4 separate regions of the Mus musculus genome follow, and regions 2, 3 and 4 are each linked to region 1. The links are chromatin loops, found by intact Hi-C in ENCODE. Cell type or tissue: heart. All regions are shown on one strand. Region 1 holds the start of B230206H07Rik (RIKEN cDNA B230206H07 gene). Region 2 holds the start of Gm51460. Region 3 overlaps Pkp3 (plakophilin 3). Region 4 holds the start of Irf7 (interferon regulatory factor 7).

Region 1 (8,000 bases):
TTATACAACTCAGAACCATGTGTACAGAGACGGCACCTCCCACATCCATCATTAATTAAGAAAATGTCTCACAGGCTTGCCCACAGGCAAATATTTCTATTTGTTTGTTTGTTTGTTTGTTTGTTTGTTTGTTTTCAAGACAGGCTTTCTCTGTGTAGCCCTGTCTGTCCTGGAACTCACTCTGTAGACCAGGCTGGTCTCGAACTCAGAAATCCACCTGCCTCTGCCTCTCCAGTGCTGGGAATAAAGGCATGTGCCACCACCACTGCCTGGCTTGTCCACATGCAAATCTGGTGGACCACTTCCACAATTAGTGTTTTCTCTTCCCAAATGAATCTAGTTCAAGTAAAGCTGACAAAAAGACTAAGCAGGACACTTAGCATATAGAAGGTTCTAGGTTCAATCTCCACTGCTACCCCCCCCCCCCCCCGCTCTTCCCAATGTAGAGAGAGAAGAAATCAGTGTTGACCTCTGGTCTCTGACTCTTCTTGCACTCAGGCATGTAAGCATGTATACACACACACACACACACACACACACACACACACACACACATACACACCACTGTTGCACTCAAAGCAGGAAGATGAGGTTTCAAATGCCTTATTTGGGAAGTTACAGAAAGATTTTTGTATATTATATTATTTAATTTTAAGGCAGTTGTGAGCTGCCGCAAGGGTGCTGGAAACTGAACCCGGCTTCTTTAGAGGAGAGACCAGTTCTCTTAACCACTGAACCATCTCTCTGACCCCTCAGAAAGTTCTTGCTCAGGACCTGTAGGTGGAAAGCCTAGCAGGGCTCTCTGAGTTTTGAAACTCACCTTAGGGATGCTGAGTCCTAACCAAGTATCCAAAGATCCTCCTTGAACTCGACCCCGTGCTTCTCCCTGTTCCCCTGCTACTCGCCTGTACCTCAAACCCTGAAGAAAGTTCTTAAGCAGCTGTGCCCCTAATACCATCCACAGTGAGGTGTGCACTTAAGACCACTCAGTGTGCAATGTGTCTCTTGACAGCACTTTGGGGAGTGGTGATCAACAAAAGAAGTTTTGGTTGTTCTTTGGGGCAGGGTAGCACTATAAGCCTGCTCTGGCCTCAAACTCATGGTAATCCTCCTGCTTCAGCATTCCAAACGATAACATGACAGGCACGAATCACCATGCCTGGCAAGCGACTCTTAGGCTTTGTATGCTCAGAGCTGTATAGCTTGGCCATCACTCCTCTCTGCTCCATGCCCCATAGCAGCACACACACATTGTCTCTTTGAACTCAAATTCACGTCTTCTTGTTTGAGCACAAGTTATTTGGCTACAGATCTTCTCCATGCTTTCTCTCTGACACTTGACAGTTTTGCCTGTCATGTTGCATTCAATACTCCCAGGGGAACATTCAGGGCCAGGGTAGATCCTTTCTGCTTCTCCACACAAAAAGCATTTTCTCGGCATTCACCCATGTCCAGGGTCCCTTCATGGGATTTGCACAGAGATTTAGCCACTTTGGCTAAGCATCACTGTCCCCAGGTTAAGTGTGCATCTTGTGCTGGGTCACCCAGGTAGAAGGGACATCTCAGCTTCTCTGTCATTCCTCCAATTACCTTGAGAAGTCAACTATTTTATATCTTTTTCTAAGAAAGACGGGAAAGCCTCTTCTGAGTGGTATAGGAAGCCCTGTGTTTGAATGGCCTGCTGTGGGTGGTCAGGAGGTTGGCAGATCACAAAGACATGCTTGTCCCCAGACAGAGATGGGCCTTGTTCATGGAAATATTTGTTGGTGGTGGAGCTAGGCACAGAGCAGTAGTCACAGCAGTCCCACACACGAAGAGCTTATTGGCTAAGTAGCTTAGAAACCAACTCTAGGTTTGGGGGTTTTAAGTTCATTCTTCGTTCTTGTCCAGGGCAAATCTACCCAACCTATGGACAGACCCTCTTCAGCTGGGTTCCCACAGGTAGGGCAAACCTTTCCCATTCCTGCTGACTTGCTGGGTAGGGATCAGGGAGAGTTGTATTATAATTAGGAAAGTTGCACTTGAACCCCAGCCTAGGTGACCTGGGTTCTTTGTGTCTCATTCTTTAGTCTAGACCAGAGTGAGGTCACCCAATGCTAGAGATAGTGCTTGCTGCATGGTTCTTGTTTGTTATCTCTCATTTGCAGGCCCCGGATAGTGACATCCAAAGAGGGAAGAGTAAGTAGTTAGGGAAGGTCCCAAGCTAACTCGCCCTGGGGCTGTAACACTTCCATCTCTTCACTAGGTGCCTGTGATGGGTGGTCCTCTGCTATTCTCTTTGAAAGGTTCTGAGGGTTCAGGACTTAGCTCTGTTGGCAGAATGTTTCCCCTCTATCCCCAGCAACACATTAAACTGGGTGCCTGCCTAGAAGCCTTCGAGGCCATCCATCAGCCACATCAAAAGTATGAGGCGTGTGCTATGTGAGATTGTGCCTCACAGAATTAATAAGGAAAGCTGTCTCAGCCTTTAGGGATGGTTATTGCTGCAGAGGACCAGGGTTGGGGTTCCAGGACCCACAACTATCTATAACTCCAGTTCCAGAGAATCTGTCTGGCCTTTGTGGGCACGGCACACATGTGGTGTATATGGTGTACATACATGTAGGACATGTACAGGCAAACATTCATACACATAAAGTAAAAGCAAGAAAATCTAAAAAATATTTAAAAGTAAAGATTTTTGACAGTTTTTTTCTTGTTTGTTTGTTTGTTTGTTTGTTTGTTTTTGTTTTTTTTAACTCTGTAACCCTGGCTGGACTGGAACTTGCTGTGTCGACCTACTTCTAATTCACATAGATCTCCCTCCTGCCTCTGCTTTCTGCTTTCTGTAATTAAATGTGTATGTTACCACACCCAGCTCTCTACTTTTTAAAAAGGACCTAGAGGTGGTAGAAGGCCCTTGAGAGAAGAAGGGACAACTTCCAAGAACTCAGAGGCCTGAGCCAGTTGTTCAGCTGGGGCCCCAAGCACATGGGAGTGAGGAGTCCAGAGCTCCTGGGCAGGGGAGGCTGCTTGGTCTGGAGCCGCCTCAGCTCTGTGGAAGCCACAGTAAGTGTAGGCAGATGGGGAAGGGCTAGGAGGGTTAGATGAAGCAGATACAGGTTCTGGAGACTCCCTAAGGGTGGCGCCAACCATCTTGGAGAGAAGACTGCTGGAAAGACTGGGTCCTGTAGGGCTTGTCTGAGCTGAGGGGCTGGAGCCTCTGAGACCTGAGGCCAAGTCTGGGTAGGTGGTGGATTAGTTGAGGGGCACAGTCTCTTCACCTCAGTCTCGGCACAGTACGTTGAGGATTCAGGTGATCCTTGTCAGGATTTGACTCACTAGCAATTTGGAATGCAGGACAGTCCTCACACCAGATACAAGGTATCTAACAGTCACCCAAAGATGTATAAGGAGCTACCAGCAGATGGCACCAAAGGCTTGCATCAAAGGAAAGTCTCTGGCCAGTCAGGCAGATACCTGGGTCTCTCTCCAACTTGTCAGTGAGGTCTTTCAGGCCCCAGGTCTCTTTTTGACACCTCCCTCATCTTGGAACAGTCTTCTAAATAGTGCCTCTATCTCCCTCTGATTCATGCTCCTGGGCCAGCTGAACTCTGCTCCTACTCAGAATGGGACCTTTGAAAGCCACCCGGTTGGAAGGTTTTGGGCTGTCTAGACACCCTCTGGAGTCCCTCCCAGAAATGTCCTTAGGGCCATTTTGGATGGGTGTGGAGGTGAGAGGTGTCCCCTGGCATGGCCAAAGCACTACCTGTGTGGGTGGGTTGCTCTCTACTGGAAAGATCTTTGAAGGGCATGACCAGGCTTGGTGGTCTACAAGTGGGATCCCAGCACAGAAGGCTTAGGCAGGATGACGATTCAGAGTTCAGGGCCAATGCACTATCCCAGAGAAAAGGAGCAGGAAGAAGAGGCAGTTTGGGTGTCAGAGCACTTCTACCCCAAGAAACAGATATCTAAGTTGCTAGGAGACATCTGGTTTATTGACATAGCTGTGGAGTCCCCACTCTCATCTCTGGGTCTGGGGCTCCATCCAGAGCTGGGAAACGCACCAGACACCAGCGAACAGGCTGGTGGAAATAGCCAGAGACATCTGTTATCACAGGCTCTTTGGGTGGGATGGGACATTTGAAGTCAGAACCTATGTCTGGTTCATTCTTAGGTCTCAAAGAAGAAAGAATACAGCATACTCTATACCAGCAGGTCACCCAAGGCCTCCTGTCCTGGAGCCCCTGACCAGGTTGTTCCTGGGATGCTAGCAGCGTGAAGGGAGTGGGCAAATATGTAGGCAAGGACACCAGGCTGGTCAGCTGAGGGCTCAGGCCCATCCTGCAATTGGGGTACAGCGGATGCAGGAAAACGTGAATGTAGAAACAAGCAACACAAGGGAGAGCTGCAGAGTCGGGGCCCAGCATTGTAAGGAACAAGGACCTTCATGTGCACCAAGAAGACCAGGGGAAGAGGCCTTGCCCACCGGGAGAGTCCTGGGGCCTTGGCAGCAGGTTGAGAAGGGACTGGCACTGCCAGGTACAGGTTTGGCTGAGGCTGGCCTTGGTTTTGGAAGAAGAGTATTGGGTTGGGGGTAGGGCTCGGGTGGTAAAAGAGCTACCCACAGGTGTAGCTAGGCTCATACACAGGACTCTGCCTGGAGGGCAGGTAAGCCAGTTACACCCAGCCCATCTATGTCCTTGGTATAAAATAATACACATATAAAAATAATACTCCATGCATTTGGGTTGGGCCCATTACAGGTGCGGCGCCCCCTCTGACTCTGGTGAAGTGTGTTGGCTGGTATAGCTGTCCTCGGCCCTCCTGATCTTGCTCATGAGCTTCTCCAGTTCTGACCCACTTTGTTGTTTCTAGGAAAAAGAGATTGGGCCTCAGCCGGGAGGTTGGGGAATAAAGAGGGTACAGGACAGGGCCCTGCTGTTTCCTGTTTTTCCAGTGACCCCAGGTGCAAGTGCCTAGGAAGGAACTCAGAAGCAGGCAGGAGCTGCTCACCTCCAGGAAGGCCTTCTGAACCGTGAGCTGGCTGTACACGCGACTGCCCTCTTCCCCGCACACTTTTTTCAGTTCCTCCTTGTTGAGGGAGAAGAGCTGGGGTCCAGTTAAGATGCCCAGGTTCTCCACGATCCTAGGGGCAGGTGGGTGTGAGGGCGGGGCCGTGGGCGGGACACTGTCCTCCAGGCTCCGCCCCACCGGCTGTACACACGGGACTCACCTGGCACTGAAGGCCTTGGCTTCCAGCCAGGCGCGGACCTCATCCGGACCTGACTCGAAGGTAAGCGGCAGGTGCACTGGCTGGCTGCGCTCCACGCGGAAGTTGCGCTGCGGCTGTGTCTTGATGTGGCTGATCTTTTTCATGAGCTCGTCATTGACCTCGTCCATGTGGTGGATTAGCTCTGTGGGGCGCACGCTCTCAGCCCCTTCACTCGACCCGTTCTCTGCCTCTTCCCCACCCTCCGCATCCTATCAGCGCCCTCCCCTGCCCCTCCCTACACTTCTAACCCCAAAGTGGATCTACTTACCTTCTTTGTTCCCTGCGAAAATTGGGGGCAGTTTGTGGGTGGGGCTGGCTGGACCCCAGTATTTCTGGCCAGACTGCAAGGAGTAAGGAAGAGGTGAGGGGTAAGGTGAGGGGGGGGCTATTATATAAGGACTTACCCAGGACCCCAGATGGATGGGCCAGCCCTTTCTTCCCTTGAGTAAGACCCCAGGAACCCACACAGCCCTTGGCCCAGCTTGGGGGCAGCAGGTTTCCGGGGATCAGGTTCAAATATCACATTGAGACCAGCTGCACCCCTGACCTTAGGGGCTCTGACTGTGTTGTAGACAGAATGGAGCCGTGGCAGGCGATCACCTGTTCCAAGGGGGCACCCACGTCCTCCTGCCGAGCTTCAGCCAGGATGTTGCAGGGCACATAGCCCGCCTGGCCACTGCGATTTCGTAGCTTCCACCACTGCCGGCCGTCCTCCAGCACCTGCCAAGTGTCCAGATGTCTGTGAGACTCACCAACATCCTCGTGCAGACCTCAAGTACTATTAGAGTCAGATGCTGGGGACACTTGCCAAACCCTTCACAGAGGGCCAAAGCATTGTCCAGGTATCTCAAGCACAGCTCTCCATCCTCTGGACATGTCTTGGCCTGATGGGCTACCCAGTGCCTGCCTGGCCTCCCCAGTCCTGGAGACAGGGTACCTCTTAACCTGATTCTAAATGCAGAGCTTCCCCCAGCCTGCTCCACTTTCTGTCCCTCAGTAGGTGGCCTGGATTCAGGTTAGGCACAAATAAGTTGGTCCAGGGTGGTGATCTTGGGTGGCCATGAATGACAAGCCCCTACTGGCTTCTACCGAAGGGCCACCCACCACGGTAGACCTCCAGGGATCCCCCAGACATCAGAAGGCAGCTCAGTGGCTCAGCCAGACTGTGGTGGGGGTCAGAGAGGCCACTGGAGGCCCAGTAGGAAGCCAGGTCGAGCACACTGGGAAGATGGGTGGATTACAGACCATGGTCCCAGAACACGCCCCACTTCCCCTGTATAGCCCCGGTCCTTACCTCTAGGACCTCGTCCTTGAGCACAGATAGCTCATTGGCGTTTCGCGCTGTGAAATCATAGAGGATCTTGACGTACTTGGTCATGGCTGGTGTTGGCTGGTAGCCCCTGCAGGACCAGGAAGAGTTGAGACCCAGGGCTGGACGGAAGTCTCTTCCTGCTTCCCAGCTGCAGCTGCCTCCTGTTCTGCTGCCCAGGTTGCAGTGAAGAGAGGCTGTGCTTCTCAGCCGGGAGTGGAAACTGTGACACTCCAGCAGGCGGGGGGGGGGGGGGGGGGGGGGGGAGACGAGACTCCAAGAGGCTGGCCCAGCTCAAACTATCTTGGGGAGTCTCTTGCCCTGCTCCTCAGAGGGACTAGAGCAAGAGGTGTGCCTAGGGAGTGACAGGGTCACATGTTCCCAGTTGACCACAGGGCTAGGGCTAGGAGATTTTCAGTTACAGCCCCTTAGAGATATTATGTGTCCTTTCTGGAAGTCCCCTTGCATCTCTGGAGCAGGGGTGAGCTCTGGCTAATGGTTTCCCCCCTAGCCAGGTCATGTTCCTGGTCAGTGTGGCACTGGAGAGGGAGGAGGGGTGGGGGATCCAGGTCTGTGCCCAGTGTATTGATAGGCTGAGAATGTCCCATACATATGATCCCAGTAGGGACACTGGATAGCAAGCTAAAGAAGCCCAAGGAGAGGGGTTCACTTTGAAAAGGAGCCGTAGGACCACCAGGTAGACCCTGGGTAGGAGTAAGAACCAGAGGAGGGGGAGGTAAGAGGGATACCTCCATGTCTTGGGCTTCTGTTTAACTCACGGGGAGTGTGGGATGCTTAGTGTGTGTGTGGGGGATAATCAGAGCCCTTTGCTCTGAATCCCCAACAGCACCATAGTGGGTGGTGCTTGGAGGAGTCGCTGGTGGTGTTTGTTTCTTTCTTTCCTTTTTTCCTTCAGTGAGTTTCTAACCTTGATTTTAATTAATTAAAAATTTGACATCGTCTCACTATGCAGCCATTGACTGCCTGAGACTCACAGAGATCTGTCTGCCTCTGCCTCCTGAGTCCTGGAACCAAAGGTGTGGGCTTCCACATCCAATCTCTGTCCCTTTCTAACATTGATTATGAAACAAGAAAGTATAGAAAGAAGTAATGTAGCCAGGCAACCAGCACTCAGAAGGCAGAGGCAGGCAGATCTCTGAGTTCAAGGCCAGCATGGTCTACAGAGTGAGTTCCAGGAAGGACAGCCAGAGGGCTACACAGAGAAACCCTGTCTCAAAAAAGAAAAAAAGAAAGAAAGGAAAGAAAGAAAGGAAGAAAGAAAGAAAGAAAGGAAGGAAGGAAGGAAGGAAGGAAGGGAAAAAGGACCGATATAGATTAAGACTTTTGAAAGCAGATGTGACTTGAAAAGTTTCCTTCAATTATATGTTACAAAGCTAAGAAGAGGGGCTGGAGAGATAGCTCAATGGTTAAAAACCC
Region 2 (8,000 bases), 130 kb after region 1:
GCCATGAAGGTTTTCCAGAGTATAAGTGTGTCATTCAAGCATTATTCTCTGCATGAGTTTCAAGTTATAAACTTTCTCTAGTGCCCAGAAGCCAGGCCTTTTGAAATAATACCACAGAATGAGCTTTTTGAATAAGCAAAGAAAGAGCTACAAGACAGGACTAATGCCCTTTGTCCTAAAAGAGGTCCAGGCCACATGCCCCTAAGTGCCTGCTAAGCTGTTTTGCACCTAGATGATACTAGCAGTTGGCCCTCATAAAATGAATGGAGGCTACCAAGACCTCCGTGCTCATCCTCTCAGAGCTCCAGTCTCCCTACATTCTCCCATGGCTTATGTTGCACAATGTCCTTAGACATTTTCCCAGAAGAGATACCCACAGAATTCTATCACTAAACTTAACTTTAAAAATTAAAAACTCCAGCAGAAGTCAATTGTTGTTCCTATGACAGGTAACACCCTAAGAGATTCAAGGCAACTGGCTCAAATGGCTATAATCTTACCAGATCTATCCTCTGGGTCTTCCTCTTCAGACAGCCCCTCTGTTTCCTCCCCATCTGTGTCATCATCCTGCTCACTGCCTGTATCATCTTCAGAGTCTCCACTTTGGCCATTGCTGCTTTCTTCTAGATCACAAGGTAAAAGCACAGGCCCCAAAGGGCAGTGTCAAAGCAGGGAGCCAAAGCTGCTCTGGGAATATACAGGTCTACAACACCAGGCTACCCTGGTTGGGGTCGGGAGGGAGAGGAGGGGTTAGGGGCTGGCTAGAGAGATATAAAATGGGGAGCCATGTGTCATCTTACTCTGTATTTATGTTGCTAGCATTAAAAATAAGACAAGGTGGCTTGAAATACAGCTCAGCTAGTAGTGTGCACGCCTAGTATGATCAAGCCCTGGGTGCACCACCCAGCACCACCCAGCGCCCAGCACAGCGGTGCACATCTGTAACCGCAGCGTTGGTTTGAGAGGCAGAGGCACGGGGTCAGAAGCTCACGACCGTCCTCAGCAGGCCTCTGGGCCACAGGAGCCCAGGCAAAACTAAAACAAATCAATGAAAACCATGCATTCCCCTGTCTGGAGGTTTAGTCAGGAGGACCGCAGCTAGAAGCCATCCTATTCTACACAGCAAGACCCTGTTCCAAAAACTAGAGCCCCACAGCAGTCTTACTAAGCATGCACAAAGCTTTAGGTTCTATCCCTAATCCTCCCTCCTCACAAAAAGATGGAACACAATGACATGTGATTGTAGTCTTAGCTACCCGCACTTTGGGAGGCTGAGCTGGGCTGATCACACGAGTCAAGGGTTCAAGGACAGTCTGAACCACACCATCTTAAAAACAAGACAAAACAAAAAAAGCAAACAAAAAGACTGAATGTGCCGGGCGTGGTGGCGCACGCCTTTAATCCCAGCACTCGGGAGGCAGAGGCAGGCGGATTTCTGAGTTCGAGGCCAGCCTGGTCTACAGAGTGAGTTCCAGGACAGCCAGGGCTATACAGAGAAACCCTGTCTCGAAAAACCAAAAAAAAAAAAAAAAAAAAAAAAACTGAATGTACTATACTTCTATAACAATTTTTTTTAAGGTTAAAAGTGAAAGCTGACATTTAAGCTCCCAAGAGGAGCTTAGTAACCTGGAGAAAGCACCAGGTGCTATTCCTTTGCAGACACCCTGCCAGCATTGGGGTGTGGCAGTGGGGTGCTTACCAGCATCACTGGCCAGTTCTGAGGAGCCAACCCGTGGGGGTCCATCTGGCCCAGGGCTGTGCGCCACAAGCTCATCCAAGTTGTCGTCATCCATGGCTGCACATTGGAGTTCACCTCTGAAAGAGACCAGAACCAAATAACTCCAACCTTCCCTGGCTACAGAGCCCACTCTAAAAGGTGCCATTCCCAATAGGGACCTCCCTGGTGGCCTAAGCACTGTCACACATGTAGAATCTGAGCTGTGAGACACAACACACAGTACCCTAGTCATAGAGCCATGTGCAAATATAAAACATAAAATACATCTTCATAAGAGACAGTGACTAGTTTCCAGAACCAAATGCAAAGCAGGGTCTTCGTGCCTGAGGACTAGCAATGCTCTCACCCAAGCATTCCTGAAGAGTCCTAATACAGAAATGAACCAGACAGACATATGCGCTGAAACAGAGCAGCACTTTTCACCTGAGAGCCGGTCATCACGAGGACTCCAGTGGTGAGTCGCCCATTTGCCTGTCACTAAGTGGGCATGTCACTCTTGGCCAATGCTGGCCCACTGGCCTCTGCTCAGCTGGCCACCATCAGATTATAAACCTCAGATGAAGTTCCTGGGGACTATGGCATTCCTGTGGCCCAGGCTGAAAGGCAGAAGATGCTGGGCTGTCCCTCTCCTGACTTTGTCAGCTGGAACACCTGCTAGTCCTCCTTTGCAAGCCTGTAAGAACAATGTTTAAAAGACTTCCTGTCTTCACTCTTCTGACTTTGAGGCCAGTCTGGTCTACAGAGCAAGTTCCAGGATAGCCAGGCCTACACAGAGAAACCCTGCCTCAAAAACAAAAGAGAGAGAGCCAGGGAGTTGTGGCACACCTTTAATCCCAGCACTTGTGAGGCAGAGACAGGCGGATTCTAAGTTTGGGACCAGCCTTGTCTACAGAATGAGTTCCAGGACAGCCAGGGAGACACTGAGAAACCCTGTCTCAGAAACAAACAAACAAAACAAAAAACAAAAGAGAGAAAGAAGGATCATAAATGTCACTAGATATGACCTTCCTTCTGTACCAAGCTCTAGTTCCCCAAATAAGAACCTATTCATATATGTGGTCTTTACTCCTCTGTGCCACCTAACTTTCCCAGTTACTTCCAGAGGAAGCCCCTTTCACAGAAAATTCATTCAAAAACTCACTAGCCTATCCTGTGGTACCCTATGCTTCCCACCAAACCTAATGTCCACAGTCAGAGAAAAACAAAACAAAACAAAACAGCATAAGAAAGCTGAAAAATAGGGCTCAAGATCAGGGGCCCCAGATCCTAGAGGTCCATCGGCCTCAAGAACACACAGGCTATCCACTCAAAGCCACAGGGAAGGGCGAAACCCTTCTCCAAGAGGTCAAAGGCCAGGAGAAGAGCTGATGGTCTCTAAACACAGAGGGCATAACTTAAGGAATGTCAATTGTCACATGTTGCTCCTGCCTGGGAACAGTAAAGGGAGAAGAGTTCTGATAAACTATCTTACGTCTACCTGGTGCTCAGAGAATTTGCCACAGACTCCTGCTGAAACACACCGTCTCTGATATTAGAAAATGCAGACTGAGATAGACACAGAGCTTTGGCCCATTCATGACGGGGACCTCGGTCATGGTCCCAGTTTTCAGAAAAGAGGAGCTATAAGGAACTCTGTGAACCTCACTCACACAAGTCTTGGCTTTCTCTCAGTGCTGAGTGACGCCACAGGTTGCCCTTTTCACTCAGCATTCTTCCCAGAGGAATGAGTATAGAGTGGTCTATGGGGAGAAAGGAGGAATGCCGAGCTGCAAGTCAATCTCAAACTCCAACTGTGCTTCCAACCACTGGCCAAGATGACAGTCGCCAGACACGTTACTGTTTTCTGTTGCAGAGTACTCCTTTCAAGACACGATGGGAGCAACCCGGGGTTCAAACACAAGACAGGAAGACAGGTTTGAAAGCAATGTTGGCTCTGCCACTCTGCAGCGATGTAACACTGACAAGTGACTTTACCTCTCCGAACTATGGCTGTAAAGCTCCGACAGTGGTGCCTACTCGAGAATGCTGGGAGGGCTCCTCGAACTAAGGAAAACGATAATCGCGACATCAAGCACAATTTGGGCAAGTTCAGATGGTGCTGGCCAGGGCGAGGGCCATCAGGACAGAAAACCAGGTAGCTAGGGGTCACACCTTTCTTATGCACCAGTCCAGGTTCCCGCATGACCAGACAGGTGGCCGGCACCACGCCCATGGGCCTCCCGGTCGCAGCCGGACGTTCCGGGGCTCAGCTCGAGGCCTCAGCCACCCTCTCGTCCTCCGGACCGACCCGCGGCCAGAGCGACGTAGGCCTAGCCGGCCCGGAAGGCCACAGACAAAGCGTACGGCCACCATAGGTGGCCCGCGCGGCCGGACGCGACAGGGACACCGGGCCAGAGCGGCTACCGCACGTACCCGGGAACCTCGCGCCTCCCGGACGCTCCTAGACGATCCCGCCTCTGTCCGAACACGACCGCAAGTAGGCCGGTCAGCCGCCGCCGCCGTCGCCGCGCGCTCCCCGACCCGGAAGTGCACCCATACTCTTCCGGAACTTTCTGCCCTGCCCGTTGGTGGAAACTACTAAGGCCAAAACGGGGAGGAACTCGCGGCGGAGGATGACGAGACGTTAGCGCGTCCCCTTCCTCTCAGAACACCGACTAGCCCATCACAAGTACTGTCAGAGGAGAGCAGTGTTTTGCTGAGCGTGTGCTGTCCGAGCTCTCACCAGTGCACTAAACCAGGCTGTGGGTCTCACCTCCATGCAGTTGGTACAGTCCGACTCCCCATCCGCCGCGATGAATGGGAGCGGCCCCGGGACCACGTCTCCGCCCACAACCGTCCCGCCCTCCCGTGAGCGCCTCCTCCTGGTGGCTGGACTTAACTGCAGCCCGCGGCTGGAGGAGCGCTAGAGAAAAGCTTCAGGATGTCCCCTGGGTCTTCAGGTTCCCTTCCAGTATGCAGTTAATCATGATGGATCCTGTATATACGAGCTCCTCCGTCCCCTTCAGCCCGGCGAGGAGAGGCACAGTAACTTGTGAACACCGTGAAGAACTTAATTGTATGGCACAGATAATTAATAGAAAGAACAGAACTAGAGGTTACCGCCTGGCAGTAGGACACTTTCTTGCCTAGTACGCATAAAGGCCTGGTGAGAGGGGTCAAAGTATGGAGCATAATAGGATTAGGGGAAGAACCATGAGAGGACTCAGGGAAAATTCAGACCCACAAAACTGAGACTGACCTAGAGGCTGAGGGGATCAGAGGACACTGAGGTACTAAACAGGTGGCAATCATGGCTCACTGGACTCAACTGCCCATTTTGTGGTCCAGGGACCACTGTGGCTCAGAAGGGATGGCTTTTGATAGGAATAGAAGACAGACTGTAGCCGGGCAGTGGTGGTGCACGCTTTTAATCCCAGCACTTGGGATGCAGAGGCAGGCAGGCGGGTTTCTGAGTTCAAGGCCAGCCTGGTCTTCAGAGTGAGTTCCAGGACAGCCAGGGCTATACAGAGAAACCCTGTCTCGAAAACAACAAGAACAACAACAAAAAAAAAAAAGGAAAGAAAGAAAGAAAGAAAGAAAGAAAGAAAGAAAGAAAGAAAAAAAAAAAAAGAAAAGAAAAGAAAAGAAAAAGAAAGGAGGAGAAGACAGACTGTAGATTTACTGAGAAACTGGATGAGAGGGGCAGGGAGGAGAGGGAAGGAAGAATATGAAGATGAGGAGATAGGAGTCTACTTAGAAGAGGGAAAGCTAGGGTTATCCCCAGAGAGCAGAGGACAAAAGGCTGCCTTGGAGATAAAATGTGGTGGTAGTGGGGACCAGCTTTGGAACCTGGGACTTTCAGTGCTAAAAAGTCCAGATTCTACAAAGAAACTCAAGGGTAGGGTACTGAAGAAAACAAGAAAAGGAGAAGCAAACACATACATCAAGAAGGGATCTGGGGCTGGACAGGGTGACATAACCTTTACTCTCAGAAGAGACAGGCGGACCAGTGTGAGTTCAAGGCTAGCCTGGAGCACATAGCAAGTTCCAGAACAGCCAGAGCTACAAAGAGACCCTCTTTGTCTCAAAGGAAAGAAAGGACCTGGGAGCAGGGGGGTGGTTAAGATGGAGGGGTGCTTGACTGGCATGCCCAGAGCCATGGGTTCATCCCTGGCACAAAATAAATTAGATATGGAAGCATAGGCAAGATTATATAGAAGGTCATCCTTGCATACACAGGGAGTTCAAAAACAGTCTAGACTACATGAGACTCTTAACTCAAAAACGATGGGGCTGGGAGTAAGGCCCATCTGAGACTCTGAGAGTATCAGTCTTGGAGGAAGTATAGAGAAACTCAGAAGACTGAACAGGAAAGGCCAGCATGGTAACTATGCAGTAAATTCGCTGATTTGCTGGGAAGAGAACGATAAGTAGAATTAGCTAAGAAGAGGAAATTTAAAGGAGTTTAAAAAGGAGAAATATTGTGGCTGAAAGATGGTTCAGAGGTTAAGAGCATTGGCTGCTCTTCCAGAGGTCCTGAGTTCGATTCCCAGCAACCACAAGTTGACTCACAACCATCTATAATGAGATATGGCGCCCTCTTCTGGCCTGTAGACATACATGCAGACAGAATTAGGTATACACAATAAGTCTTTTTTTAAAAAAAAGGAAAATTATCAATATTCCTAATGGTGGGTTTAGAGAGGTGGTTGCTACTCTTCCAGAGAACCAGAGTTCAATCCCCAGCACCCGCATGGTGGCTCTCAACCGTCTTCAACTCCAGCTCCAAGAGATTCAATGCCTCTGGCCTCTGAGGGCACCTGCTCTTGTGTATATGCCCACATACAAACACAGAACTAATAACTTTAAAAATATTGTTACTGCTTGGAAGTAAAGAAAAAAGGACGGTGTCAGAAACAGTTCCCTTGGAACACGTCCTGTCCTCCCTTTTCTGTGAACCATTCAATTGCATGCAGATGGAGGAGGATCTAGACTCAGGTACTTTAGACCATCACTTGTGTAGCTTGAGGTTAGCTCCCCATCCTCTTTGTGACTTAGTATCTATATTAGTCAGGGATCTCTCTCTAGAGTCACAGAATTTAGGGATAGTCTCTATATAGTAAAGGAATTTATTGATGACTTACAGTGCAGCCCAATTCCCAACAATGGTTCAGTAGCAGCTGTGAACGGAAGTCCAAGGATCTAGCAGTTACTCAGTCCCACATGGCAAGCAGGCAAAGGAGCAAGAGCGAGACTCCCTTCTTCCAATGTCCTTATATGGTCTCTCCAGCAGAAGGTATAGGCCAGATTAAAGGTGTGTTCCACCACACCTTTAATCCCAGATGACCTTGAATCCGGATATTTAATCTTCTGGAATCCATAGCCACTATGCCTCAAGATCTCCATACCAAGATCCAGATCAGAAACTTCTGTCTCCCAGCCTCCAGATAAGGGTCACTGGTGAGCCTTCCAATTCTGGATTGTAGTTCATTCCAAATAGAGTCAAGTTGACAACCAGGAAGAGCCACCACAGCATCCTTTGTTGTAAGATAGAGATGGATGTTGGTCATGCTTGCTGCAGGGGCCACTGTGAATACTGGTCTAGTGAATACAGGGAGAAAGCTTTATTTGGGGTTCAGCATGATAAGGGGGGGGGCCTGGAAGATCACCCTCACTCTGAAGCAAATACCGATTCTCCCCTTGCAGCTTGTATCTCTACATACATTGGTTCATCTGCACAAACAGTGCCTACCTGGTGACGAGCATCAGATAGGGGAATACCTGTCAACACCCACTGAATCCCTTGGGAAGGAGAAAGACTAGCAGCTCCTAACAAACCTGAAGCCCCCATAGACGAAAGCCGGCCCCTTCTACCTACCTTCCTCTGTAGCTGCCTTTAATGTGGGAGGAAGCTACCGAAAAAGGAAAAACTTGTATAATAAACAAACAGGTCCACAGCGACACACGAAAAACTCTTCCTCAGCATCTTTGAGCAGTACACAACCTATACAGCCACATCAACCCATGCTTATCAAGTGTGGGAGGAAAGGTGCTGGCAGGAAGCTGCCCATTGCCAAACCAGGCCAAAACCAACATAGGTAGTACCTTTTGTTGTTGTTGTTGTTTTGACATAGGGCCTCTTGTAGTCCAAGCAGGCCTTAAACATGCTATATAGCTAAGGATAGCCTTGAACTCCTAATCCTTCTGCCTCTACCTGTAAAGTGCAAGTAATGCAAGTATCAACCAATCATGTCTAGCAGTAGTACAGATATAGAAATGACAT
Region 3 (8,000 bases), 270 kb after region 1:
ACTACAGAGCTCTTTGAATCCCGGGTGTGTATAACTGCTGTGGGCTGAGAATGGCCCAGAGCCCTAGGAAGGAGTCATCTATGTTTCGGGTTCCGAGAAGGAGTTCCCAAGGCCCTTCGGAGTGGCCTCTATACCAGCCTGGTTCCCATTTACCTTCTCCTGGCCCAGATGAGCCTCAGGGCGTCCACAGGTGTGATGTGTCCATTCACATGTGCATGTGTGACTGCATCCAGGATCTCACAGTTAGGGTTCACTTATGCCTCATATCCCCTTAATCTCCAGGTCCTGGCCAGGTGACAAGCACCCATGCACCCACCTGCATACAGCAATCCATCCATTACAGGGGACAGCCAGGAATGAGGCTAACTGCTCTCTCCTGAGGTCAGATCCTTCTTGGAGCATGTCTGCTGTGGCCCTGAGTCACCACAGTGGCCACAGGACATGTGAAGGTGGTCCATGGGCCTGCCCCCTTCCAAACCGTGTGAGGCAGAATCTGCTCTGTGCTTGTGAGATCTGGGAGCTCACCCAGAACTCCGAGACTGGCCAAGGTTGCAAGGCAAGCTCTCTGGTGTGCAGCCAGTACTGCTGGTGGCTGACAGTTACTGGTTAACTCATCCTGTTCCTGTTTAACTTGTCCCCTGGGGATGGTGGCAGCCTCTGACCTCCAGGACCTCCTGTCCGTCTGGCTGAATCTACAGAAAGGAGCCCTTCTCAGCCTGCAGTGGACCCCATCTGCTCGGTTAAGGAGCCACGGCGGTGCCAGGGAGGGAAACCAGCGTTTGGCCTGCCGTGAAGAGGTCCCAGAAGAGCCATGGCAGGTAGGCAAGCCAGAGAGGGCTAGGACAAAGTCTCCACCCCAATTTCTGACCGTCAGGCTGGCCCCGCATTGCTCTCTCTCTGTGCTTGGATACAGGCCAGAGGGCAAAGCCTAGGCTCGTCCCTTCCTTCCAGTAGTCGGTTCTGAACTCAGGGCAGTGATGAAAGCCTCTACTGCACCCCCCCCCCCCCCGCCCCGCCCAAGGCCTCCAGATGAGCCATGCAGGAATCAATAAACCTAGGAATCTTAATGAGGTCCTGGGGGTGTGAGTGTGAAATGAAGTAGTGCGGGGTGCCTCTCCAGCCTCCTGCCAGGGTCACAGTTTTACTAAAAGATGGGAAGAGTTCGGCCTCAGAGAAGTAGGAGGGCAGTCTGTGGCCAGTAGATGGGATTCCTGGAAGCCCAGACTCTGGCTTGCCCTGTCTCTGTGGAAGAAGTTCGAACGCTATATGTATTCTTTCAACCTTTGGTACCCACAGTCCCTGTAGGTCTTCAGTAGAAGCCTGAAGGATGAGGGAGGCAGGAGCTGGCTCTACTCTGACGGGGTAGTATGGAGCCTGGACTCGTGTCTACCAGGGATAAACCAACAGATGGGCTCCGCTGGCTGGGCTGGCTCAGCTCACTTATGACTCTGGCCACTCCCCTTTCTGTTAATGTTCCCCCTGAGCACAAGGCTGTCACATGAGGGCCAGCAGAACACAACTGCCCACTGCTGAGGAAAGAATGCAAGCCCGGGCTCTTGCCTGTAGGACTCATGATGGATGTTGTGTGATCACTGTTGTGTGCCCATTGCAAGTGTTTTTAGAGCATCTGTGGATAGCATGGCAGTAGGCTGACCTGTTGTACTCTTTCTGCAGGTGTCTGTGACATGGCCCCTAATTTCCTTTCCCCATCTGAAGACCAGGCCTTGGGTCTTGCCCTTGGCAGAGAAGTTGCTTTGAATTGCACAGCTTGGGTGTTCTCTAGGCCCCAGTGTCCCCAGCCATCAGTGCAGTGGCTGAAAGATGGTCTGGCATTGGGCAATGGAAGCCACTTCAGCCTCCATGAGGACTTCTGGTAAGAAGGCATCCAGGATTAGAGTAACCACTGGGATACACCCATGGCCAGCCTTTCTGACCTACACCCTTAACTCTAACACCATGAGTGAAGGCGATGTATTACTTATGCAAATCTGACATGGCCAACTATCTCCATGACCACAGATAGAGGGTTGACTCTGGGTCTTTGTTTATTCATGTATCTTGTAGACTGTCTGGGCATAGAATTCTTAGTCTATAATGGTTCATTGACTAGCTAAGCCTGTAACCAAAGGATCCCCATGACGTAGGCCCAAATTCTGTCCACTTAGCCTAAATCTGCAATCTCTCCCTGGATGAATCTCAGACAGGTGGGACTTGGGCATCCCCCCAATGTTCTTGGTTCCCAGGTAAGGATTTGGCCTGGTTTTCCCAGGGTCAGCGCCAACTTCTCAGAGATTGTGTCCAGTGTCCTGGTGCTCAACTTGACCAATGCAGAGGACTATGGAACCTTCACCTGTTCTGTCTGGAATGTCAGCTCCCATTCCTTCACTCTTTGGCGAGCTGGTGAGGGAGTTCAAGGTGGTGGAGGGCAAGGGCTTCCTGTAGTCCTAACATTAAAGGAGTAGTGGTTCTCCCTGTCTGCAGGCCCTGCTGGCCATGTGGCTGCAGTACTGGCTTCCCTCCTGGTCCTGGTGGTTCTGCTGCTGGTGGCCCTGCTCTATGTTAAGTGTCGGCTGAACATGCTGCTTTGGTACCAAGACACTTACGGGGAGGTGGAGATGAACGGTATGTGGGTTTCTGCATGGATTAGGGCACAGGTTTCAGCCAAGGGCCTAGCTGCAAGCCGGGTTCAGTCCTAGGTGGAGGGAGTTGTAGCTGTAGAGGGATCTAGGTGTTCAGAGGCAGTGGAAAGGCAGTGTCTCAGAAGGGCACAGGACTGGGGTCAACCGAAGGAAGAGACATGTTCAGAGAAGTGCTGAACATGGACTAGAGGTGCCTCTTTAACTGGCCCTGCTGACTGGCTTTCTCTACAGATGGGAAGTTATACGATGCCTACGTGTCCTATAGCGACTGCCCAGAGGACCGCAAATTTGTAAATTTTATTCTGAAGCCTCAGTTGGAGCGGCGTCGGGGATACAAACTCTTCCTAGAGGACCGCGACCTCTTGCCTCGCGCGGGTACCGCCCAAGTCCTGCCTCCTGGTCCCTACTCTGTTCCCTGAGTCCCGCCCTTGTCACTGGCCCCGCCTCTCACCCGTCCTCCCACGCCCTTGCCTACAGAGCCCTCTGCCGACCTTTTGGTGAACCTGAGTCGCTGTCGGCGTCTCATCGTGGTTCTTTCAGATGCCTTCCTAAGCCGGCCCTGGTGTAGCCAGAGCTTCCGGTGCGTTGGGCTGTTGGCTTGGGATGGGGGACCAGGAGACCTATCCTGCCCCTCCTGACAGTCCGGTCTTTTCAGGGAGGGACTGTGCCGCCTACTGGAGCTCACCCGCAGACCTATCTTCATCACCTTTGAGGGCCAGAGGCGTGAGCCCATACACCCTGCTCTCCGGCTCCTGCGCCAGCACCGCCACCTCGTGACCCTGGTGCTTTGGAAGCCTGGCTCCGTGGTGCGAGGGCTGGGGGCGGGAGGGGAGTTGTGCCTGAGATGCTGGAGGGCTGGGGGACCTGCGAGTCAGCCAAGGGCAGTGCTATTTGGGCCTGGGTGGCTAGAGGCTTCCTGTTTATAGATCCCTATGTGTTTATACTTTCTGTCCAAACCTGGCCCCCAGACTCCTTCCTCTGATTTTTGGAAAGAGCTACAGCTAGCACTGCCACGGAAGGTGCAGTACAGGCCGGTGGAGGGAGACCCTCAAACCCGACTTCAGGATGACAAAGATCCCATGCTAATCGTGAGAGGACGTGCTGCCCAGGGCCGGGGCATGGAGTCAGAGCTGGATCCAGACCCTGAGGGAGACCTGGGTATGCTCACTGCAGATCAAGGGGTCAAACACAGCTCCAGCGTCCTGGAAAGGACTCAGGCTTGGAGGACTCTGGCATCGAGAGATCCTGTCTCCTAAGGAGGTTTGACCTCCACAGACAGTGGCCCTCAGTGCCTCTTTCTGAGGAGGTGTTTTGCTCCTAGGCTTCTGTAGGGGAACTTTCAGGGCCTCTAGTGTCTTTGTGGCTGATGGGTGAGCATACAGTAACCCCCTCTGGTCACAGATCCTAGTAGAAGACTGGCTGTCGATCTTGGAGCCTCAGGCCTTGTGGTATCCTGCAGGTGTCCGTGGACCTGTCTTTGGGGAGCCACCAACTCCACTGCAGGAAACCAGGATCTGCATAGGAGAGAGCCACGGCAGTGAAATGGATGTCTCTGACCTCGGCTCTCGAAACTACAGTGCACGGACAGACTTCTACTGCCTCGTGTCTGAGGATGATGTGTAGCCCATATCCCAGCAGCCCAGACCATGAGATCACGGTGGCAGCTTCCAGGGTAGAGGCAGCAGGCACTCCTTCCTAGGATCACAACCCTTGCCTCTATCCCTGGGCCCCTCAGGAAAGGAGTGTGGCCCCAGGGTGTCACAAAATAAAATCCTGTTGGTTCCTGCCCGGGCTTATTTCTGTCTGGGTGGTAGGTAACTGCTAGGCCTCTTATTGCCTCCATCATGAGACCCTGACTCTTCTCATCCTTACCAGCACCATGTTCCCCAGGCTGCTATCTGCTCAAACCTGCCTTCTATCCTCAGCTAGCCCTGGCATATCCCTTGCTCTAATAGCTCCCAGTGTCCCTCCTGGTTGGGAGTATGACTGTCTCTAGTCCTCTCTCATATGGGCAGATTTTTGAGTAAGAAGCCACTGTTAATAATTTTATGAGGAATTGTTCTGACTTCCTGTTTCTGAGTTTCCTGGAGTTCAAGCCTTGGGCAGCCAGGCTGATCCTCTGGCCAGGACACCTCCTAGCACCAGCTCTGGGTGGACACCTCCTAGCACCTCAGGGCACCTCCTAGCACCAGCTCTGGGTGGACAGAGTATTGGCTGTGTTTATGGCATGGATATTGCTTGGGAAGTCCCCAGCTCTGGTGTGTTTATGCCTCAGATAGCAGTAAGGTTGGCTATCCCTTTTAATTCCTTTCCCGTCCTGTCTGTGTCTTCCGCCTTGGGTGGCCTATGTGTAGGCCTGGAGGTGTGTCTTCTGGGACAGGTAGTCGTGTTTGGAGACAATGTACACTTCAGGATCTGTGGCCAGTCACGGAAACACACGGAGCTGGGGCTGTGTTCAAAACCACCTTTAATCCCAATGTTGCCGTCACAAAGCTGTCAGGCCGAGGGTGGCCCCGCCCTTGCCATTGTGACTAATCGCCACCCAGTACACCAGAGCAGCTCAAGCTCTACCCCCTTTCCCTGCCCTGCAGAAGCCAATCAATCCCCAGTTGCAAGCGCCTGTTCTTTTCTGGTGGCCCTGGCCCCTCAAGGGCACACACACAGGACTCCAGAGAGGAGAGAGAGAGAGAGAGAGAGGTCCTGTGGCATCAGCTCCTCTTCTATGTGCTGTGGGACAGCAGGAGCTGAGCCTATCTCTTGGAAGCTGAATCACTTCATCTCCAGGAGGCTTCACCTATGGACCCAGGAAGTCCTCTTTCCGGTAGCCTTTCTGCAGTGAAGAGAGGACAGGATGAGCAGGACTGCCTTTGCATTCCCTAAGATCCTGTCTTCCCCATAATATTCTGTGCACACCCCTTGCCTCTGTGTTCCAGGCTTGTGTCCCTCCCCTGGAGACCTGCATCTTGTATCGAGCCTCATGCCCTGAGTCCCCGTTGGCTGGGCTCTGTAAAACATACCGCCCGGAAGTCACGGTGGAGCTTGCTGTACTGCCAGAGGTTGGCCAAGAGGCTGGAGGCTGCCCGGGAAGACTTCTCACTGTCGGGGCTGTGGGCATTTCAAGAGGGTCAGGCTCAAGGCTAGGAGGTAGGATGGGTAGGGCATACCTTGGCCATGTTGCTTTGGTTTGGTTGGTCCTTACCTATCCCTCTTCTTTTTGATGAAGACCAGCTTTCGGAGGCCATCAAAGTAGAGCAGGTCCCGGGCAGCAATGGGGCTGGCTACCACCAGGTTGTTGAGCACGGCTATGATGTTGACCAGCACCTCAGCTGGGGGACACTTCTCACCCACACTACCAGGAAGCTTCTCAATCAGGTGGCTCACTACCTTTGTGGCTGATAAGAGGTTAGGGTCAGTCTGCCATATTCCCTGCTGCTTTGGCACCCAGAACCTCTGACTCCCCTGGGGGCTGACACACACACCTGCCCACTCCATTTGACTTGCTAACCAGAAGCCAGCTCCTTGGGAGACATGGGCTGTGTACTGGACCAGGGACAGAACTCACACATCTCGTCCTTGTTCCTGGCATTCCGAGACAGGTTTCGGATGAGGCCAGTCAGTGAGCGCAGTTGGTTGTGGTCAGCGGTGCGAACGCGGTCCAGCAAGGGGTTCAGGATTCGCTCCTGTTCCAGGGCCAGGCGGCTCAGCACACCTGCCCACTGCAGGGAAAGGCAGGGAACATGGTGAAGCCCAGAAGCACCCCAGCCAGCCCTAGGCAGCCCTGTTCAGGATTGAGGGGGAATCACATCTTCATTTCTTGCCTGCTACTTCTGCCTGTTCTGCCAAGTACAGGACCTGATCAGGTGACCCTTCTCAGAAAGTCAGAACCCAAACCACATGGTCCCATTCCTCAGGCTGAGCAAAGGTTTCATGTCTCACTCTTAGAGATCCCTTTTCCCAAACAGATCATGAATTCCCAGGGCGTGGCTCTCATCCGTGAGCCCGAGTGCCTAGGAGTGGGGCTAGTCCGCCTACTGACCCTGCGGTCGCCCGCGGTGATATTCTGTAGCGCCCCTGCGGCCGCCTCCGTTGTATGCCGATTTAGTTCACAGCGCTGCAGCAGTCGGTTGTACAACCCCACAATCTGGGGGCTCCACAGCCATTCGAGGCCCTTGGGATCCTTAGATACTTCGGCAAAGGTGAGTGCATCAGCTGTGAGAGGAAGCTGAGTGGGAAGGAACAGGGATCAGCCAGCGCCAGGGGTACAGCTGGGGTCAGAGCATCAGTCTGGCACTTCCGGGTCTGGGCTCACCTCTCGCAGCCGCCGACTCTGAGGTGTGAAGCAGCCTACCATTTCACCAGGCGGAGCCCCTGCCATGTCCCTGCGGCCCCGGCCTTCAAGCCGCTGCAAGGCTGATGGCGGCATCTCGTCGTAGAGGCGGTAGGACAGGTTCCTCAGCACACACACAGCATTTTCCACACTCTGCAGGAAGGAACAGAGGGTGATCAGAGTGGGCCGAAGCCCCTGCACCCCCTTTGGCTCACCAGCTGTTGCCCCTCACCTTGTCCTCACACTTGCCAACGTCCAGGGCATGGTTGATGTAGGTGACCAGAGCATCCACTAGCCCATGGCACTCGCGCATCTTCTGCCGAGTGGCCTGGGAGGCTGAGCTGAGGTTCCTGGGGATGGAGGCAGGTCAGAGCTTCCCCAGGGATACCAACACAGTCCCCTCAGGGAACCTCGAAGTGTCACCTCAGGGACCCTTAACCTGAGGCCCCTGTCCTGGAGATGAAATCATCAGGCACCAGTCTCCACCCTGAGCTGGCACCGCCCCCTGTGCTCTTCTGTTCCTGGACCGTACCAGATGCTTCCGGCCCTGCCCTTCACATACCCATCCCCCACCCAGCTCCTCAAAGTTTAGGAAGATGGATGTCCCGGCAAGAGACTTGATTCAATGAGTCATAGAGCTGCAGGTGTCCTGTCTATCCCGTTCTTTTCTCTGCTGTTTATGTCTCCCCGTGGCCTTGGCTAACTGTTCCTGTCAACGAGGTGGCAAATGAACTTGCTTCTTTTCGGAGTTCCCCTAATCCTTCTCTGGCACCTGGCTCCTTCCCTGCATCATCTCCTGGCCCAGGTCCTCCACTTAGCACACCTGAGGAAGCCAGTAGCATTGTAGAAGATCTCTGCCTCTGAGGCATTCTGCTGGATGAGGGGAGGCCCACCTGCCCCTGACAGGGGGCTCAGCACCAGATCTGTGAGCTGCTCCAGTGTATCCCGGGCGAGGCGGTCCTTTAGGTGGTCACTGGAGGACAGGTTCCATAGGATCCCTGCACAAGATGGGGTGAAGGATGGGGTCAGGGTTG
Region 4 (8,000 bases), 98 kb after region 1:
GAGCGCCCAGCTGCGGGCTTCCGGGTGGCTAACCACAAGCAAGTTCCCACTGTAGCTAAGAGGAAAGCTAGAGAGCTCCAGCTCCTTGCCCAAGATGGACAGCTTCACGTGAGGGAGGGGAAGGAGCCAGAACCGTCCACTCCACACGCACGTTCATTTGGGAGACGTGGTGTTTGGGACCCTCATGAGGGTCACAGCCCATTTCAAAGATCTGGCTGAGAGTGGTAGCTCACATAATCCCTGCATGTGTGAGGCAGAGGCAGGCAGGTCTTTCTGAGTTTGAGGTTAACCTAGTCTCCACAGTGAGTTCCAGGGAAGGCAAACCTAATGTAAAGAGAGCCTTTCTGAGGAAAAAGAAAAAGGAAGGCTGCTTTGGCAATGAACAGGGCACTCTGCCCCACACAGGAAGCTTAGACATGAGAAATAGGAAGCTACAGGTCATGTAAGTGAATGGAGGAAAACCAGGGCTACGGTAGTTACACACAGTGTGCACCCCGCAATCTGGCCTTCTTCCTGAACAGCAGTCATGGCATGCTTTCTAATGAAAAGTGACCCTGAACTCCTTTCCAAAGTATTTGAATGCTTTTATTTTTTTTAAAAAGACTTATTTATTTATCTTATCTATATAAGTACACTATAACTGTCTTCAGCCACACCAGAAGAGGGCATTAGATCCCATTACAGGTGGTTGTGAGCCACCATGTGGTTGCTGGGAATTGAACTCAGGACCTCTGGTGAAGCAGTCAGTGCTCTTGACCACTGAGCCATCTCTCCAGCCCTGAATACTTTTAAATATCCAGTTTTATGCATTTATACATACAATGTATCTTTTGACTTTCATTTCGGCTGGTGATTTCCATGCCCCAGTCTCCCTTGTCATTTTCTTTCCCCCTTGTTGGAAGCCTTCTTAACAAGTCCCCTTCCTCCTTTTCCGTCTTCTCAGTATCCCTCTGAGTTTAACTAGTTTCTATTTAAATGTTTTGTTTGGTTTTGGTGTTTTTAAATTTTTACTTTTATGTGTATCAGTGTATGATCTACATGCATGTCTATGTGACAGTGTCAAATTTTGGAGTTACAGTTGTGAGCTGCCATGTGGGTGCTGGATTTGAACCCCTGTTGTCTAGGAAGAGCAGTTCGTGCCCCTAACCACTAAGCTATTTCTTAGTTCTAGCTTCTTGACCCAGCTGGAACAAGGACAATTTAATCACTGAATAAAGGACACCCCCTTCCCTAAAGGTCTACCCACTGCAATAAGAAGCTTCTTTGGCCAGGTATGGTGGGTGGCGCACGCCTTTAACCCCAGCACTTGGGAGGCAGAGGCACGTGGATTTCTGAGTTTGAGGCCAGCCTGGTCTACAGAGTGAGTTCCAGGACAGCCAGGGCTACACAGAGAAACCCTGTCTCAAAAAACAAAAACAAAACAAAACAAAACAAAAGATTCTCTGAAGAAGGATGGACACAACCCTTGACTGTGGAGATATATTATATATATTTAGTTGTGTGCCAGAAGAGGGCATCAGGTCCCATTAAAAATGGTTGTGAGCCACCGTATGGTTGCTGGGAATTGAACTGAGGACTTCTGGAAGAGCAGCCAGGGCTCTTAACTATTGAGCTGCCTCTTCAGCTTCCAGGGTCTTACTCTATAACACAGGTTGGCCTCAATCCTTCTGCTTCAACCTCTGTCCAGATGGTATATTCTTCCCAGATGGTATACTTTTGTTGTTGTTGTTGTTGTTTTTTGTTTGTTTGTTTTTTGAGACAGGGTTTCTCTGTGTAGCCCTGGCTGTCCTGGAATTCACTTTGTAGACCAGGCTGGCCTCGAACTCAGAAATCTGCCTGCCTCTGCCTCCCAAGTGCTGGGATTAAAGGCGTGCACCACCATGCCCAGTTTACTTTTTTTTTCAGATTTATTTATTTATTATATGTAAGTACACTGTAGCTGTCTTCAGACACACCAGAAGAAGGAGTCAGATCTTGTTACGGATGGTTGTGAGCCACCTTGTGGTTGCTGGGATTTGAACTCAGGACCTTCAGAAGTGCAGTCGTGCTCTGACCTGCTGAGCCATCTCACCAGCCCCCAGATGGTATATTCTTATCTGTACCATTCTCAGTGTTAAGCCAAATTGTACCATAGTCTCTCTTTAGACTCCACTTTCTAAGATTTTTTTCAGCCAGCTAAACAAAACAAATAAACAAACAAAACCTACTGACTGTTGTGGGTATCCCTGCCTTGTCCCAATGTGCTTTCCTGAAGAGGTCCTGGGGAAAGACCTTTCCCACACTTCCACCAGGGGCTGAGCCTGGCAGATAGACCTCCACCTACTTACTATTCTTACTGTCCTCCAAGACATGGCTGTTCTGTCCAAAGCAGGGTCAGCCTCTCTCATTGAATCTACAAAGAGCCTGGAAGACTGAATCTGAGAGAGTGATCAGTGAAGGGCAGTGAAGAGAAGCTGGGGGGTGGGGGGGGAACAGGAGGGAAGGATTTGCAATTGAGTGCTACAAACTAGTGACACCCTAGTGACGTCTGGAGCCCTTAAGCCACACCCTGCCTGGGCTCTGCCCCGCCTCTGCCCGAAGTACTATAAAAGCACTGGCACCCTCCTTTTCACTGAGATAAAACCCGTCCCGGCGGCTCCGGTACCAGGTATGTGGGACTCTTGGGCCACTCGGGGAGGGAGGTGAGCTAGTGCCACAGGGGAAATTCTTGTCCCCTCTACAGAGTAGTGAGTGATCAGTGAAGGGCAGTGAAGAGAAGCTCGGGGGAAACAGGAGGGCAGACGTCCCGGCAGGATTTGCAATTGGGTCTGCAGGGATTGGGATCTGAGTAAGGGTCGGGTGTAGTTTGAGGACTGCACTGGTAGGCATGGAGACAGTGGAGACAGCGGGAAGCCAGCAGCTACCGGGCGCTGTTTAGACTGTTTAGGTTTCATTTTCCTGAGATGCAGTTTCGTTTTACTCGTCTGGGCCCGCCCCTTTTGTGTCTTCGCAGGGTCCAGCCTGTGACAGCCCATCCAGGCTCGGACGCTGGATTAACACCTGTGACATCACGTGTGCGCTCCCGCTACATCTGTAGTCACATCTACAGCCACCTTGGCAGAGGAATCTACACTGAGTTCTGAACCTAGGTGACCACAAGTTCTCAAACCTCATCTGTGACCCTCAACACCCTAATACCTGGGTCACACTTGTGAAACTGAAATTCCTACCTGTTACCAACACTTGTAACGTTTAAAACACATTTGTGAAACTTGGTCACACTATCTGTGGCTACAACCTAAAACCATAGAGGCACCCAAGGGGCCTTATTTGCAATAGCTGACTGCTCCAGTGACTACAAGGCATCACAGAGTAGTAGCATCTACTTTGATTCTCCCAGACTGCCTGTGTAGACGGAGCAATGGCTGAAGTGAGGTGAGAACATGTCTACCCTGGTTGTATTGGGTCCTGTGTCCCTTACATTAGCCCTAACCCCAGCGTGGCTGCTCTGCCTGCAGGGGGGTCCAGCGAGTGCTGTTTGGAGACTGGCTATTGGGGGAGGTCAGCAGCGGCCAGTACGAGGGGCTGCAGTGGCTGAACGAGGCTCGCACAGTCTTCCGCGTACCCTGGAAGCATTTCGGTCGTAGGGATCTGGATGAAGAAGATGCACAGATCTTCAAGGTGGTACCCAGTCCTGCCCTCTTTATAATCTGCCAGAACTCCTGGGGGAATCCAGCCTCAACCCATGCTCTCTCCTCTCCTTCAGGCCTGGGCTGTGGCCCGAGGGAGGTGGCCACCTAGTGGAGTTAACCTGCCACCCCCAGAGGCTGAGGCTGCTGAGCGAAGAGAGCGAAGAGGCTGGAAGACCAACTTCCGCTGTGCACTCCACAGCACAGGGCGTTTTATCTTGCGCCAAGACAATTCAGGGGATCCAGTTGATCCGCATAAGGTGTACGAACTTAGCCGGGAGCTTGGATCTACTGGTGAGCAGTGCCACAAACAGGGATGGGCCAGGGAGGTACATGGCCTCTGTCATTTTGGTGGTTTCAATGGTTTGATTTGTGGTTTTTGAAACTAGTTGTAGATTCAGTTCCTCTCCTTCCAAAGTGTGTGTGTGTCGGGGTGGAGGGGGAGTGCACACTTCCTGCTAAGTCAGAGCCTTGGGCTGAGTGAGGTACCTGGTGGTTTGGGAACAGAGGGTATGAGAAATAGAGAACTTTTGGAACTGCTTGGGCATCGTAACCAAATCTCCCCTCCCCACTCCTCTCCCTCAGTGGGCCCAGCCACGGAAAATAGGGAAGAAGTGAGCCTCAGCAATGCTCTGCCCACACAGGTACATCTGGTCCATCCTTCCTAGGTGTGGGGGATCGGCAGGTGCCTACCACTATGCTGTCTATTACAGGGTGTGTCCCCAGGATCATTTCTGGCAAGAGAAAATGCTGGGCTCCAAACCCCAAGCCCTCTGCTTTCTAGTGATGCCGGGGACCTCTTGCTTCAGGTTCTGCAGTACAGCCACATACTGGAATCCGAGTCTGGGGCAGACCCCGTCCCACCACAGGCTCCTGGTGAGAGGCAGTTACTGTTACAGAGCTGGGGCTAAGCTAGAGAACACCCATCTGCCCAAGGCTGTATGAGAGGGAGGACAACAGAGTCCTTGCTGGGAGGAGGAAAGATAAGGATGTTAAAATGACAGGGGTGGGAAGCTGGGCTAAGATGGACAGGCAGCTCCAATTTGCCCTCAGGCCAGGAGCAAGACCGTGTTTACGAGGAACCCTATGCAGCATGGCAGGTGGAAGCTGTCCCCAGTCCCAGGCCTCAACAGCCAGCTCTCACCGGTGAGGATCTAGAGCGGAGGCGCTAGCACAGCTTTTCCTAGCCTCCCGGGCAGAATTCTGCCCTACTGCTCCTTCACACCTGCATCTCAGTAGGAGGTGAATGGGTCCTTGGCAGGGGGCATGGGACAAAATGCTCCACCCAAACCTACCACTCACAGCATGGTCTATACACAGAGCGCAGCCTTGGGTTCCTGGATGTGACCATCATGTACAAGGGCCGCACAGTGCTACAGGCAGTGGTGGGGCACCCCAGATGCGTGTTCCTGTACAGCCCCATGGCCCCAGCAGTAAGAACTTCAGAGCCCCAGCCGGTGATCTTTCCCAGTCCTGCTGAGCTCCCAGATCAGAAGCAGCTGCACTACACAGAGACGCTTCTCCAGCATGTGTCTCCCGGCCTTCAGCTGGAGCTTCGAGGACCGTCACTGTGGGCCCTGCGTATGGGCAAGTGCAAGGTGTACTGGGAGGTAGGCAGCCCTATGGGCACTACCGGCCCCTCCACCCCACCCCAGCTGCTGGAGCGCAACCGCCACACCCCCATCTTCGACTTCAGCACTTTCTTCCGAGGTCAGTAAGGTGTCTGGCTGGGGTGCTGTCCTCTGGGGCCTGGAGCCTTTCTTAACCTGCTCACCAGAGCTATCTCCTTAACAGAACTGGAGGAGTTTCGGGCTCGGAGGCGGCAAGGGTCACCACACTACACCATCTACCTGGGTTTTGGGCAAGACTTGTCAGCAGGGAGGCCCAAGGAGAAGACCCTGATCCTGGTGAAGGTAGAGCCTGGGTGGGCCAAGGGAAGGTGTGGGCTGCTAGGTAAGAAAGAGTCTTAACACATGTCCTTTCCACAGCTGGAGCCATGGGTATGCAAGGCATACCTGGAGGGCGTGCAGCGTGAGGGTGTGTCCTCCCTGGACAGCAGCAGTCTCGGCTTGTGCTTGTCTAGCACCAACAGTCTCTACGAAGACATCGAACACTTCCTCATGGACCTGGGTCAGTGGCCTTGACTCAGAATCCCAACTCCCAATAAATAGTTCAAAATCAGTGGAGCCCTGGGTCAGGTCTGCTCCTTGCTGTATAGTGTCTCTAGTGGACCTTGTAGAGTCCCTTGAAAGAAGGTGACCCCCAGTCCCTACACACCAGGCCTCCTTTGCAGCACTCACTTTCATAATCAAGAACTGGCTAGGCTAGCACAGCTCTTACTGGACACAAACACTCTAAGACAGGAATCGGGAACACCCCGATGCCAGGTGTACTTGGGAAGGTGGGGCCTGTGTGTGCCTAAACCTCTGAGACCCACAGCACTATGTCCTGTCTCCTGACAGGAGCACAAAGCAGCTAGAGGAAGAGAACTGCTAAGCAGGGACGGTCCTGAGCGACTGCTGACAGCTGGCTTTGTGGCAGATACAGACGCTTCCACTGAGCCGTCAGGCTTTCCGAAACCAAAAACCGCTTCACCTTCTAAGCATCAGTCCATAGAAAAGTTTCTAAACATAAGCCATTTTTGATAAATTAGAACACAATGGAAACAGTGTATCTATAATATACATATAAAAAAGTCCAGTTTTCAATTATAAGCAAGACAGGTGCAGACAGGTACCATGAGACCCTCAGAGGCAGGAGTGCTGGCGGCCCCATTTCTTTCCCGCTGGGGATGCCTCCCCAGAGAGTGGCTAGCCTCAGGTCTCAGCACCCTGAGTGGGTGGCTCCTCTCCACCTTCAGTCTTCTTGTGTCTGCGCATATGCCTGTATTTGTCCACATAGGCCTTCACCAGGTTGGCCACCTTTACAGGGTTGATTTCACCACTCTTGCTGTGGCAGATCTGGAGGAAGAACACATGATTTCTGAGTGCTCTCTCGACTTGTCACAAAGATCAACTCAACCAAGCTTCCTTGTCCTGACCATCTCAAGTAGTGCCCTTGATCTTGTTAAGGGGACTTGTATGCCCACCCTACACACACATCTGTAACCACACTTCACAGAGCTGCTGAGGTTTATCTTCCTGTGTCAGAGGTCAGAAGGAAGCTAAAACTTGTTCCTATAGAAAAATCTGCCCATCTCTCAGAGACTTAGTTCCTCCAAAGATCCAAAGAAATTGGGTGGATTGAGGACATCTGAAATTCCTCATCTATTATTTTAGTTTTAATGAGCATTGCCTGAGTGGCACTTTGTGAGAGCTGGCTGACTCCATACTTACAGACCCAGGAGTCCATGCAAACTAGAAATGGCAGCTGACACATACAGATTTAGCTATTCTGTGTCACAATGTGTCCCTTGCAACCTCAGAGTTCCCAAAAAGGCATGTGTGTGCCTGCCTGCAGCCTACCTTCTGCACGGCTTTGCGCAGTATGTCCTTGTACTCCTCCTTGGTCACTTCTCTCTTCTGGTAGAAGGGTTTAATGGCCAGCTTCACCTCCTCCACAGCCCGTTCTTGCATGTGCAGCTTCTTCATGTACTAGGAGTGAGGAGGACATGTGTGACCCTGTGGCAAGATGGCCAAAACTGACCTGCGGGCCCATTGGCGAGAAGCCAGGAGTTCTGGGATATTATTCATTTGCCAAAGAACACTAAAGGCAATGGGCTGGCTGCTCTCTTACCACCCTGACCAAGCCCACAGGCCTGGATACTCTACCTAAAATCAGGCCCAAATAAGACAGGGGCTGTGGAAGGACAGGCAGCAGCACTCACCTCCTCCTTTTTGGTCTTCTCAGCAGCTGTTTTGGGAGTAGCAGTCCTTTCTTCTGAGTTGTTGGTGGTTGGAACAGCTAGCTCTGAGACTGTAGCTGGCATTGTGGGCACTGGTGCCAGGCTCTGTGCTGTACCGCAGCCTGCTAGGGGAAGGGTCCCCTGCAGGATCAACTGGACTGAGGGCTGGCTGACCAGTGCATAGGGCAGGATGCTTGAGGGCTGAGCCAAGGGTGGTGGCATGTTGGGGCTGTAAACCTGGGCAAGAATACCCCCTGCTGAGTGCAGAGTCCCAGCAGCTGGAAGCCCTTCTGCCCTGGGAGCACCAGGGGGCTGTATAGAAAGGAAGTAGTACCATGAGGTCTAAGCCCTAGGCAGGGCAGCCCAAAAAGCCCAGCACAAGGACCATGTCCCTCTAGCCCAGCACCCACCTGAGAGGGATCTGCATCAGGTAACCCAGACTCCTGGAGCACGTGGATGGGAGGGGGCAGCTCGGAGAATGGTGCCTG

Evidence for each region. Hi-C counts contacts between places; a loop is a spot of excess contacts. Peaks named below come from ENCODE experiments on the same cell type or tissue, not always from the same donor. Only the 100,000 strongest peaks of a DNase experiment are listed, where the experiment ranks them.
Region 2: a loop joins it to region 1, with 12 times the contacts of the local background. A loop is called at or near these places in 11 of 42 quality-filtered maps.
Region 3: a loop joins it to region 1, with 2.4 times the contacts of the local background. A loop is called at or near these places in 10 of 42 quality-filtered maps.
Region 4: a loop joins it to region 1, with 6 times the contacts of the local background. A loop is called at or near these places in 19 of 42 quality-filtered maps.

The regions. Positions count from the first base shown.
Region 1 is chr7:141,358,976-141,366,975 of GRCm38, reverse strand. Eps8l2 (EPS8-like 2) reads right to left here. Exons shown (of 21, transcript NM_133191.2): 16 at 6,549-6,654; 17 at 5,855-5,974; 18 at 5,523-5,595; 19 at 5,216-5,396; 20 at 4,996-5,128; 21 at 3,960-4,853. The coding sequence ends at 4,740. B230206H07Rik (RIKEN cDNA B230206H07 gene) reads left to right here and starts at 1,866. Exons shown (of 2, transcript NR_033532.1): 1 at 1,866-1,941; 2 at 4,940-7,798. In heart, a CTCF peak has its summit at 3,403 (motif pointing right); a DNase peak (open chromatin) is centred at 3,385; H3K27ac peaks cover 1,096 bases; H3K27me3 peaks cover 5,178 bases.
Region 2 is chr7:141,225,042-141,233,041 of GRCm38, reverse strand. It overlaps Gm51460, which reads left to right and starts at 3,426. Exons shown (of 1, transcript XM_030243134.1): 1 at 3,426-4,836. The coding sequence starts at 3,831. The coding sequence ends at 4,319. Phrf1 (PHD and ring finger domains 1) reads right to left here and starts at 4,254. Exons shown (of 18, transcript NM_001081118.1): 1 at 4,151-4,254; 2 at 1,700-1,815; 3 at 501-623. The coding sequence starts at 1,793. In heart, CTCF peaks have their summits at 4,609 (motif pointing left) and 6,334 (motif pointing left); DNase peaks (open chromatin) are centred at 4,391, 4,521 and 5,071; H3K4me3 peaks cover 2,155 bases; H3K27ac peaks cover 2,262 bases.
Region 3 is chr7:141,087,600-141,095,599 of GRCm38, reverse strand. It overlaps Pkp3 (plakophilin 3), which reads right to left. Exons shown (of 13, transcript NM_019762.2): 6 at 7,790-7,964; 7 at 7,199-7,316; 8 at 6,949-7,119; 9 at 6,676-6,861; 10 at 6,202-6,355; 11 at 5,839-6,031; 12 at 5,657-5,744; 13 at 5,090-5,469. The coding sequence ends at 5,434. Sigirr (single immunoglobulin and toll-interleukin 1 receptor (TIR) domain) reads left to right here. Exons shown (of 10, transcript NM_001355055.1): 2 at 655-818; 3 at 1,675-1,873; 4 at 2,270-2,400; 5 at 2,482-2,622; 6 at 2,871-3,014; 7 at 3,117-3,219; 8 at 3,295-3,445; 9 at 3,608-3,797; 10 at 4,099-4,425. The coding sequence starts at 812. The coding sequence ends at 4,262. Among named protein-coding and RNA genes, the nearest start is that of Sigirr, 8.9 kb to the left of the region's middle. In heart, a CTCF peak has its summit at 3,125; a DNase peak (open chromatin) is centred at 3,089; H3K4me3 peaks cover 2,017 bases; H3K27me3 peaks cover 5,288 bases.
Region 4 is chr7:141,261,037-141,269,036 of GRCm38, reverse strand. Phrf1 (PHD and ring finger domains 1) reads right to left here. Exons shown (of 18, transcript NM_001081118.1): 15 at 7,923-8,000; 16 at 7,495-7,824; 17 at 7,133-7,261; 18 at 6,286-6,628. The coding sequence ends at 6,485. Irf7 (interferon regulatory factor 7) reads left to right here and starts at 2,613. Exons shown (of 10, transcript NM_016850.3): 1 at 2,613-2,647; 2 at 2,993-3,414; 3 at 3,498-3,660; 4 at 3,746-3,962; 5 at 4,254-4,312; 6 at 4,382-4,544; 7 at 4,722-4,814; 8 at 4,989-5,378; 9 at 5,463-5,581; 10 at 5,657-5,854. The coding sequence starts at 3,401. The coding sequence ends at 5,812. In heart, CTCF peaks have their summits at 2,264 and 3,785; DNase peaks (open chromatin) are centred at 2,656, 3,816 and 5,206; H3K4me3 peaks cover 1,564 bases; H3K27ac peaks cover 629 bases; H3K27me3 peaks cover 367 bases.